2 separate regions of the Mus musculus genome follow, and region 2 is linked to region 1. The links are chromatin loops, found by intact Hi-C in ENCODE. Cell type or tissue: heart. All regions are shown on one strand. Each heading gives the region's core, and the rest is flanking DNA. Links, peaks and the distances in the headings are about the cores only. Region 1 holds the start of Ubl3 (ubiquitin-like 3). Region 2 holds the start of 2210417A02Rik (RIKEN cDNA 2210417A02 gene).

Region 1 (5,376 bases), core at 190-5,189:
TCAAAATCATAAAATGGTAAATCGTGCTCCCTTCAAGTCACCAATGCAAACTCAAATTGTCAGGTTTTGGTATGAGGAGTTTAGCTATGAACAATTTCTAAGAAGGCAGTACTTACTTAACATTTAATGTGTGTGTGTGTGTGTGTGTATGTGCGCACGCGTGTGTGCATTTTGAGGATTCTACACTCTTATCAAACAAAGATCCTTCTGATGGAAAATTGAAATTTAAGTAATGGAAAATGGTTGTTTAAAGGATTTTCTCAACAATCATATTGTCCAGAAAGGTGACCACGAGATAGGAAACCCACTTAGAACTTGGAAGTCTACACAGGCTACCTCTGAGGAGCATCACAAGGCATTCTACGTTTATTACATAATATTGCTTTGCCCTTGCATATCACCTTTAATCAGGGACCTCAAAGCACCACTGGGTCATCAGGGCCTGAACACACAATCTCAGACAGACAAGCAGTGATAGTTTGTAACCGCAACTATCAATAGAACCTTGCCCCTACCTCAGTCCCCCAATCCCAACACAGCTTCCAATCTTCAGAGATGGCACTCCCCAAAAATCACCTCAATGTGCAGCTGATGCTGTACATTCCACGTTTTCTGTATCACTGGGCCCAAAGAAAGTAGTGGCCCTGCTTTAACTGCACACATCTGTTTCATTACAACTTCTCTAACAGAATAGAAGGCACTCAGGTGGGTGTAGCCTTCACTGTGCTGATGATATAAAATGGAGGCTTTACAAAGAGCAAATCTCTGCCGGAGGCTATGAGCCCACAGATCACTCATCAAACAGAGGAAGAAACATTTGCAGTTCTGTGTAGAGACCTCTCCAGGCAACTTCGAGAATAGTGTAAAGGGAACCTTGGCAGCCACTCAGGCAGGCAGGAGACTGTTCCCCCTGAACACATCAAGAAGGAAGAACAGCTAAAAGGACAGAGCCTGAGTTTAAAGACTCCGGAAGCAAAGGCTGCAAGCGCGGTGGCCACCCGGGAGGCAGGCCCAGTGGTTCCTTTGCATTTGAACAGCATATTAAGTGGAAAATCAAACAAACAAAATGCCTTTAAACCAAGGTCAAAATACACAATTTAGGGTCATTTTTCTTTTAAAAATATGTAAAACAGGTCATCTCTCCATAGAAATATTTGACATTTTAAAAATGCAACCATTAGCAAAGTTCAATCTTGGTTCTGCACTGTAATACATACACATTCAAATGTCAACTTGACATAAGTGGGCATGATTACATTAACTTCGATTCTTTCAGAAGGATTATTCATCTCCCAGTTACTTGCATTATGTCTGCCTTCAGGACTGCAAAGTGTCACTTCACGCGCCCACAAACCCACCCCTCAGCACTGTAAGGCTACACAGTAACTGTCAGTCAACACACTCGCAACCCTAACATTTAGAAACCAAAGGAAAAAGCCTCAATAAACAATAGCAGTTTTTGTTTCCAGTTCTCAACGCCCAGTGATCCAGGCTCAATAAACATGCTTAACTGGCTTAAAACAAACAATAGACAAACAAAAACCTAAAATGCAAAACTGTTAATTACTTGGTACCAAGAAACCTTGGAATATCTATATTTTAAAAAGGACGCTTTACGCCATAAACCTAGAATTGAAAAACATTTAAATAGCTCCGGTTGTCATAGCTGTTCGTTCAGCTAGACGTTTCGAAGGGCTCACAGCAAGACTTTTTCCAAAGAGGTGCGCCGCTGCCCCTGAAATGTATCAAGTGTGCACCTACGTCTGAACGATCTTGTCTGTCACTGAGCCAGACAGCCTCTTCCTACCCTAGGTATCCAGCTCGCCGCCCGTCCCCGGCCGTGTCCACACAGCCCTTGACGTTTTCCCGAAGCGTTTAAATCCAAGCCTTGAAAGCCTTCTAGCAATCGGGAAGGAATTTCCTCCGCTTCCACTGCATTTCCCTGCCTCCGGCGACTTAGGAAACACAACCGAACCAGTGACTCCCAGTGGTTTTAAAAAAAAGAAGAAGAAAAAAAGAAAGAAAAAGCTGCAAAACCACACCAAAAACCAGTGCTTCCTAAAAGAAAAGGGGGGAGGGGGGCAGAAGAGCCAACTTCTCCAAAGCCAAGTAGATTGGCTTTTCCAGAAGTGCCCCCCATTTCTCACCCCCGCCGGGCCCCAGAAACCTTCGCCCCGACGCCAGCGTCGTCTTCCGATTAAATAAGATTGGAAACCACACTACAATCCGAACGTCGGAACTTATCGTTCACTTACCATATCCGCCGGGACATGACTGGACATCTTGCCTTTTGAGAGTGGGCCAGAGGTTTACGCAGAAAACAAAACAAAAAGCAAGAGCAGAAGTGCTGGAACTACGGAAAAAATAAAAAAGAACCTTCACAATTCTGATCGGTTTGTGCTGAGCTTTTCCCAAAAATGAAAAAAAAAATAAAAATTAAAAAAAAAAGTAGAAGTTACGTGGGAGCACAAGAGCTTCTGGGGCGAGAGGCGCGAGGGGAGCCGATCGTCAGCAGCAGTAGCAGCTCCAGGACCCGCCGCGCCAGGTGGACAGAGCCGAGTGACACACGGACATGGAGCGGGGTGGGAGGGGGTTAAATGCGCCGTCCTCTTTCCCCGGCCCAGGCGGTGATTCACACGCGCTCGCGACTCAGGTCCTCATTAAAGCCCCGGCGACGAAGTGTACAGATAACTATGTGGCTACACATCGAGCGCCGAGCTGAAAGCGGCCGGGGCCGCCGAGAAGCTCAGCGCGCGCCGCGGGGCCGCACAGCCGGGCTGCGCGCAGCCGCGCTCAAGGGCATCGACCTCGCCAGCCGCCGAGCCGAGCCGAGCCGAACTGGGCCGAGCCGAACCGAGCGCAGCGCCGGGGGGGCTCAGGCCGCGGGCGCCTCAGCGCAGCCGCGCCGGTCGGGCCGCATCGCGTCTGGGCTCCGGCCGCCTCCGCCTCGCTGCCTGCCTTCCGCAGCGTCTTCCGGGGGCTCCTCCCTTAGCTTGGGAACAGCTCCCCCTCAGAGCCCTGACTCTCCGCCTCCTCCTCCACTTCTCAATCCCACACGCCCCGGCCGCCTCCTGTCATCGCCTCAGCCCAACATGGCGGCGGTGGCCCCTGCTGGTGCCCGAGAGCCGACTTGGGAATAGCGCCCCCCACCTCCCCCGCCCCCGTCTGCGCTTGTTCCGTTCGTCACAACGGAGCCCTCTCGGAGCATCATGGGAAATGTAGTTTGTGCAGGTGAGGGGAAGGGGCCTCCGGGGCGTCCTTGCCCGCATCGATGCCACGCCCCCGCATAGCAACAGTTGCTAGGAAAGGATAGCGCCCTTGTCTCGGTTCAGTTTAGAGGCTCTTGCTCTGGAGTCAGTCCCTACCTGTGTCCAGAAATGCCATGATCACGCGGATTGTTGGAGGAAAACAACTTGCACGGAGAAATTCCCTCGCGCACTGTGTAGACACAGTTAAAATAGGACACACCGTGGTGCAGAAGCATGTGTTTTAATCATTGCAAGTTCTCCACATCCTGCAATCTCAAACCATTTTATTGAGTGAGTTAATCTTTAGGTCTCCTCAACATGACAGTTTGAAGATCAGAAACAATCATTGATTTCCAATAAGGCCGTGGAAGTTCAACAGAAACAAGACTCTTGTGAAGCAGAGGCAATGTCTGAACACACGTTTCCTGAAGTCCTAGGGCCATAAAGCTGCAATCCGCTTAATTGAAATGACCAGAAACTATATAGTGGTAGTGGAGACTACATGTAGATTCACCACTTCCCAGCCTAGCCCCTGTTTGACCCGGTGACGTAATTGTATTGTGAATTTAAAACAGCATAATATAATGCCGATGCTAGAATATTTAGGTGAAAAAATAATGTCTACCACGGATCTAGGATCAGAATACAGAAACCACAAGTATTCAGTTGAGCCTTATTCATATCTCAGACCTTTCGGAAGGGCAGTCTCCACACGATACTATTACACCCACCTACAGTTGTGACCTCACCTAAAGGCAGCCTTGCCTACCTTCCAGGGCTAAAGTCTGGGTGCTGTTAAGGATGATTTCATGCATGGCACATACATCGTTTTGTAAATAACAGCACATCTTCTGACGTGAACGGTGGCTACTCATCCTCTTTCTCTCTCGACGCACAGGTGCACCACAGGCTCTGCGGCCACTGAGAGTTCAGACGTGAGCTATGCAGTCCCTGTTGTCTAGGAGCCTGCGTCATTCCCCAGAACCATCTCCCCAGTCACGTGTTCCCTCATCGGACGGGAACTCACGGGACACTTCAGAGGACCTACTTGTCTCTTGAGTGGCGGCCTGGCTGAAGGCATTCCATACACTCCTAGGAGCCTACATCACAGACCCAACTCCCTAAGAATCCAAACGTAGAGGAAAACAGAGGCCCAGGCTCACCCCAATGTGGCTTCCCTATTTCAGCATCTGTGGGTTCCATGGTTTTCTACTCTTAATGTAGTTTCTCTCCGTGTGTGTTTAATAAGCACAGAACCCTTCCCCACCATGAACCCTTCTGGAAATCCAAACAACTGAAGCTTTTCAGTCCACCAACAGATTCTGAAGGAGTACTGCATTACCATTTAAAGATGTTTACCACGTTAATTCCCCATGCCACACCTACTCTCAGCCCCCTTTCCCATGCCACGCCTACTCTCCTCAGCCTCCTTCCCCCTCCCCACCACCCACCATGGCTCTGACAGACCTAAGTGCTGTTGAAAGGCAAGAAGCAGAAGTTGGCAGAACGAAGGAAAGCTGTCCGCCAGCCCCATTGCCAGGGATGTAATGACCCCTACTTTGAGCCCAAAATCACACAGCATGTCTTCTACGGGATGCTGTCTGCCACTGCCCCTTCTGTATAAGGCCGCGCCTTTTAAAAGTAAGCTTGCTGCACCTGGTTGCATTTCTAACTACTCAAATAAGACAGGCTGAGATGTTATTATCCACAAAACTCGTTGGAACCCTCTCCTGACATAATTCAGGCATGAAGGAGCACTGCAGAACACAAACGGATTTCTCTGCCGTGCTGCCTTTACTGTGGAGCGTGAAGTGAGGGGCTGCAGAGAGGAGCCTGCCGGGGCACAGCAGGGAAGGGTGACACCATCCGTCCTCGAATCTATTGTCAGCATCACCCGGGAGGCAGTGGATGACACAGCAGTTTTGATATGGAAAAACTAACCTCACAAGAAATCAAAGAGCTAACTCTGCCGCGAAGGCGTCTTTGCTGATCCCCTCTGCCTCTCTGACGCTCTTCCGCACTTCCGGGGAACTTCATCTAAATCTCTAAGGGCCTTTCTAAGAATGGATGATGACACCGCGGGCCCCTCAGCCATAGCTGCTGCTAAGTTCGTAGAGCTGAGAGGGGT
Region 2 (5,376 bases), core at 231-5,230, 190 kb after region 1:
CCAAGCCACTGGCAGTAGAGATGCACAGACAAAGCAAGCTGCACAGGAAGGGTGTGCAGAGGCTCTGTGGGAGTGAGCCTCTCAGACCACACCTCTCTGATGCATTTCACAACACTAGCAACCAGTGGGAAGGACCATCAGGATGCCATCCCAGCTAAGCTTGCTAAGCTTGGAGTGTCCGGATGTGCCCAGATGTGGGTGGTTTCCTGTCTGACTCAGACCTTACTAACCCCTGGTTGGTTAAGGTCTGCAAGCTTCAGCTTCCTCATCTGAAAGAGGCTAATGGGCGTGGCTAACTGGTTTGTTACAGAGATTGAGAAGTCGATGTAAATAACAAGTTCCTAACACAAAGGGCATACATGGTTCACAGACTCCAAGGATGCTGTCACCACCACCAATACACCCAATGTGGCTTCTAACTCGGGTCCAGCTTCAGGGTAGGGGAGGTCTAGTTGGGCATCTCTTGCCAGGTGTCAAGTGTGGCCTTTAAGACGCTGCAGGTGGAAACTTTTACAAGCAACTCCAGGTTTTTCCAAAGCCGAATCGGCTAGTCATCTGTGCAATACATCAAACAATTCTTGCCCTTATTAAGAACCTGTGGGGTCAAAGGTCCACATGTCCCTGTGGATCAAGTGCTTTCCCAAAAGATCTCCTCAGCCAAGCAACCATGAAAGCCCTGGTCACAGGCACAGTTTGTGTGTGTGTTGCATGGGGTGGGGCCCCTGGCATAGTCATAGTGATACTTAGGTTGGAGACAGCCAGCAGAGGAAGAGGAGCAGAAACCATAGTTCAGAAATAAATTCAGCATTTTAAGTCTCCCACATTGGAGTGTATAGGGGAAGGGAGGCAGGGAGAGATGGTGATCTTTGGTGAGTTAATGAGCCTAGAAGCCCCTCCAAGGATGGGGTGGGGTGGCTCTAGATACAGGTGAAACACGTCTATTCCTCCCTCAGGTCCCAGCAGCTCCTGAGAACCAGTCTTTGCTATCGGCACACACCTGGCACACAGACACGTCTCATCGGAGGCTGTAAGCACAGTTATGCCCCCTCCCCATTCGGAACCAGCAGTCAGACTTAAAACCCAATTACAGTTCAGCTCTGTCTCCCCGAGGGGTATCGGTAATGGCGGCTCTTCCCATGTCCCAGGCAAACACTAGTCCAAGCCATTGTACTTTACTCCCCGGGAATAGCTTCACAACGAGTATCATCTGCAGCGGACTGATGGAGAAATTAGAGGCTGTACAAGCTACAGAAATTGCTCAAACTCACTGTTGAGTGCAGACGGAGAGCCGGTGTCAAAAGGTCTGTGCTATCACCTGACTTCCTCCTCGGTAGAAGAAAGAGCTTAAATAGCTAGGCCTTGTGTGTGTGTGTATGTGTGTGTGTGTGTGTGTGTGTGTGTGTGTTGCCAAGGTATAATTCCCCCACCTGTTTCCAGATGGACACATCCTGGCAGAGGAAGCGCCCAGGGGTGTTTAATGCCAGGGGCTGCCAGAGGCTTGTAAACAGGGCCATAGACAACACCCGCACCAACAATTATACCCAAGGCCGAAAAGCAGCCAGTGGTGTGTCACCTCCCATCTGCACAAGCTACAGCCACAATTTGCCGAGACAGCACCTTGTATGTCTAGAAAAGCCAGACCCAGATATTTCTGGGCCCAAGGACAGCGGGCTTCCTCATTAAAAAAAAAAAAAATTATCAGACAGATAACCACTTAAAGTTTGAAAGTGTCATAACTCAGCCACCCAGACACATGCCAAACACCACCTCTTTTTCTTTTCTGTCCTCCCAAGTACAGATGTTAATTAGGGGTCATTGAAAGGCCTCGTGCATGCAGCTGCTGACCTCCTGGAGACCGCCCACTGGTGACCTTCAGGAATGACCAAGTTCAAACACCAAGCCGCTTTCGATTTAATCACAGGCTGCGGCTAGCTGCAAACACCCCTGTGCAAACAGGGCGCTTAGGAGAGGGAGCCAGTTCTGCAAACAAACAGCACTGGGCAGACACTCAGCTCTCAGAAACCCTGAAGGCTGACATCACAACCCCAGGCTCCAAGCCAGAAATTCTGTAGGCCCTGACCCAGCCACAGAGGGCGGGAGGTTTGCTCAGAATTTATTGGGAAGCTGTGGATAAATTTCCTTTAGAGTTACCTGATGAGTGTGGCGCTTTGTGACAGTTAATCTGGATGTGTTCTGCAGCCAATATGGAGGGGGTGTCATTGTCAAATTCCTGTTTTGAGTTGATAAAGGCTTAAACAGAAATGGACCTTCGATGATTCAGCTTACTCTTACCAAGTGTTTACTACGCACCCCGGAAGAGCCATTCATGCGGCAAATACTTATTGAGCACCTACTATGAGGTAGGCTCTGGAGACACAGTGGTCCCCATCTGTTGATCATTTTGCAGGCTGGAGAGGAGCTCAGACGTGAAGGCATGATGTGTGTGATGCTGAAGAGCCGAAGGAAATGGGATAGTGCCAAGGGAGACTTCTGGAGCCACTGGAGACTTCCGGGTGCGGGGAGCTCAAAGAGCTGCCCCCATGGAAATGAAGTTTAGTTTATAAACTGATTGAATTGGGGAAAGCCCAGTGGGGCTCCACCCATCCTTCTCTCGGGCTTCCTGCAAGAAGCACCGGAAGTGAGTTCGAGAAGCCTGAAGGGAACTGTAGTTCGGTTTGTAGAACTTGCTGGAAGAGCAGGAAGCAGTTAACAGAAGCTTTGTAAACTCTGAACTCAGACTCTGTGCTAGGACCCGCGGCTGCGCGGGTTTCACAGGAAAGTTAGATGACGACACGGTCTTGCTTCTCCTTTCCAGTCACCCTCAAAGAGTCCAAGGTATGAGTGGCTGGCAGAGAGGGCAGGTGGGAGCACTCGGGACCTGACTGGGGACAGGGGAGATGGGGCAACAGTGGGGGTGTTGGGGAGGGCGACCTGGCAAGGCAGGTGGGAAGGGTGACCCCTGCCACAGAGCTCTGGGCGAGCAGAAGAAAATTCACAGAGCCGCAAGCTGAGTCAAGAAGCCCGAGAGAAGGATGTGTGGAGCAGGACATGGCAAATTCTCTTAACTATTGAACCATCTCTCCAGCCCCTCTTTCTCTCTTTTCAAAGATTTATTTTTATTTTATGTGTATGAACGTTTGCCTGCATAAATGTCTGTGCACCACATGGATGCAATACCCATAGAGGCCAGAAGGGGGCATCAGATTCCCAGGACCTGGAAATTCCCAGGCACTTTCACATGGTTGGGAGCCACCAGGCCCTTTGGAAGAGCAGCCAGTGTTCCTAACCACAGAGCCATCTCTCTAGCCCCTTTAGAATCTCCTTTTTAAGGGCCTTAATTCTAACTGTTACAATGTCCAACTCTTTGCTGCACCACACTTGGTACCTGAGAGCAGAGATATGTTTAATCGCCTTAGCAGTCTGCTGGGTCAGAAAAGGAAAGAAGAGAGTCTGTTTGCAGGAACTGTAATCTAAGTCTGAGAAAGCAGCTGTGATTCCCACCTGCTGTGCACCCTGAGGGGAATCCTGGGAAAGGAACAGCACACAGTTCCGCCTCTGTCTTTCTTCCCTACATCCCTCTCTCAGGAAGTAAGCCTTCCCGTATCTTGTTCTCGGTTGAAGGACCCGTTGAAGCCCCTCTATTCCTAAGGAAGAAAAGAAAAACCGTTCTCCAGGAGATGATCTGAAAGAGTCAAGCTTTGGATTCTATATGTCTTGAAGCCGTCATTTGAGTGACCCTTGCCCTTGTGCATTAAGAATTCTCCAGCAGGAAACTGAACAGTATTGATTAGATTTGAAGATATGGCTGGAGAGTAGGCTCGTCAGTTAAGGTTATATACCACTCTTGCAGAGGACTGAGTTCAGGTCCCAGCACCCACAATGCCTGAGACTCTTGCTTTGGGAATCCAAGTTATCTGCCTGTACCTACATACCCCGCACCCCAAGACACATACACCTACGCATAATTAAAAATAAATCTTTTTAAAAAACTGAATACATCTACCCTTTGACCCAAAGGCTCAAAAGTATAGGAATTTATCTTGCAGAAAATAGTCTCCTGTGTGGATAAAAGCCTCATTAAGCTTTCTTTTTTGTAAGGTCACACCATTTTCAACCCTCGAGGATTAGTTAAGTGAGTATGACCCATACCGATAAAGAAATAGTCTCAAGTCCTTTAGAATTGATTTTCTGGCATTTAACTGAAATCTGACTGTGTGGGCTTTAACAACACAGGAATACTTATGGCCAGGTGATAAGGCCAAAGGGAGATGCCCCAGAGTGGATATGATGAATCTACTTAACCATCTCCCATGTCTTTTGGTTGGCCATCTTGCTCATGACCTTTCTTCCCCCCCCACCACCACCACCACCAAATGCCTGCAGAGCACCCCAGGCGCCATATCTGCTTGAAGGAAGAAGGATAGACAACCTCTCCCCCCTTCCCCCCTAGAAAACAGCATTCCCAGAAGTCTCAGTCAATCTGCTCCCACTTACACCTAACGGACAGTGGCTGGGTTAGTGGCCACCCTGCGCACAAGGGACGCTACAAATGTCGGTCCTCCATTAAATTGAGTTGGTTTGAAAAATGGAGCCGAAACGGTGGCTCTGAAGAAGAGTCTGGCATCCCAGACGTGTTTAAATAACGTCTGCCAGCAGCGTGTACGGTTAACAGACAGACCAGAATAGTACTGTGGTATGCTACCATATGTGTGCTATTCTAAGTGGGGTGTGTGTGTGCTGTGGTCTTAGCTGTCCTCATATGCTACACACTATATGAACTAACTCATATGAACTAACTTTTGGAAGACAGAGACCCCACCCCACACCCGAGGAGTCTCACAGCACATCTCTTAGTCATCAGCGTCACATCTGCAGGCTTTGAGTTCAAGTCACGCTTCCCCAAATGCAGCCCATGCATGCACTGTCGGGAAGACAGCAGAAGCTGGGTACCATCCCGCCTGTTCTTCCCTTCTACCCTGAGCGGGTCAGAAAACCTGGAAAAATAGCCCCCCTGATCTCCCAGTATCCTCCTACCCCAAAACAGGTCATAAAGCGCCCCCTTCCAAGATGAGCCCTCCAGAGCCCACAAGGAAAGGACCGAGTGACCCACTAAGCCATGGGTCAGAGAGAAACCACTTGGCTATGGCTCCTCTACACTGTGACTTTTAGGTTGTATTTTATTCTGGCACTCTTCTCTGGCTAGGGCCTTAAAGGATCTGTGGTGGTTTGAATACGCTTGGCCCAGGAAGTGGCACTATTTGGAGGTGTGGCCTTGTTGGAGTAGGTGTGTCACTGTGGGTGTGGGCTTTAAGACCCTCATGCTAGCTCCCAGGAAGCCAGTCTTCCACTAGTAGCCTTCAGATGAAGATGTAGAAC

What was found. Hi-C counts contacts between places; a loop is a spot of excess contacts. Peaks named below come from ENCODE experiments on the same cell type or tissue, not always from the same donor. Only the 100,000 strongest peaks of a DNase experiment are listed, where the experiment ranks them.
Region 2: it touches region 1 in a loop (1.9-fold over the local background); 3 of 42 quality-filtered maps call a loop at or near these places.

The regions. Positions count from the first base shown.
Region 1 is chr5:148,549,698-148,555,073 of GRCm38, forward strand. Ubl3 (ubiquitin-like 3) reads right to left here and starts at 3,091. Exons shown (of 5, transcript NM_011908.2): 1 at 2,256-3,091. The coding sequence starts at 2,282. In heart, for the core only: a CTCF peak has its summit at 3,092 (motif pointing left); DNase peaks (open chromatin) are centred at 864, 1,864, 3,034, 4,224 and 2 weaker places; H3K4me3 peaks cover 4,558 bases; H3K27ac peaks cover 4,002 bases.
Region 2 is chr5:148,739,150-148,744,525 of GRCm38, forward strand. 2210417A02Rik (RIKEN cDNA 2210417A02 gene) reads left to right here and starts at 2,691. Exons shown (of 2, transcript NR_028285.1): 1 at 2,691-2,835; 2 at 3,586-3,990. In heart, for the core only: a CTCF peak has its summit at 3,189 (motif pointing right); DNase peaks (open chromatin) are centred at 1,532, 2,002 and 2,672; H3K27ac peaks cover 311 bases.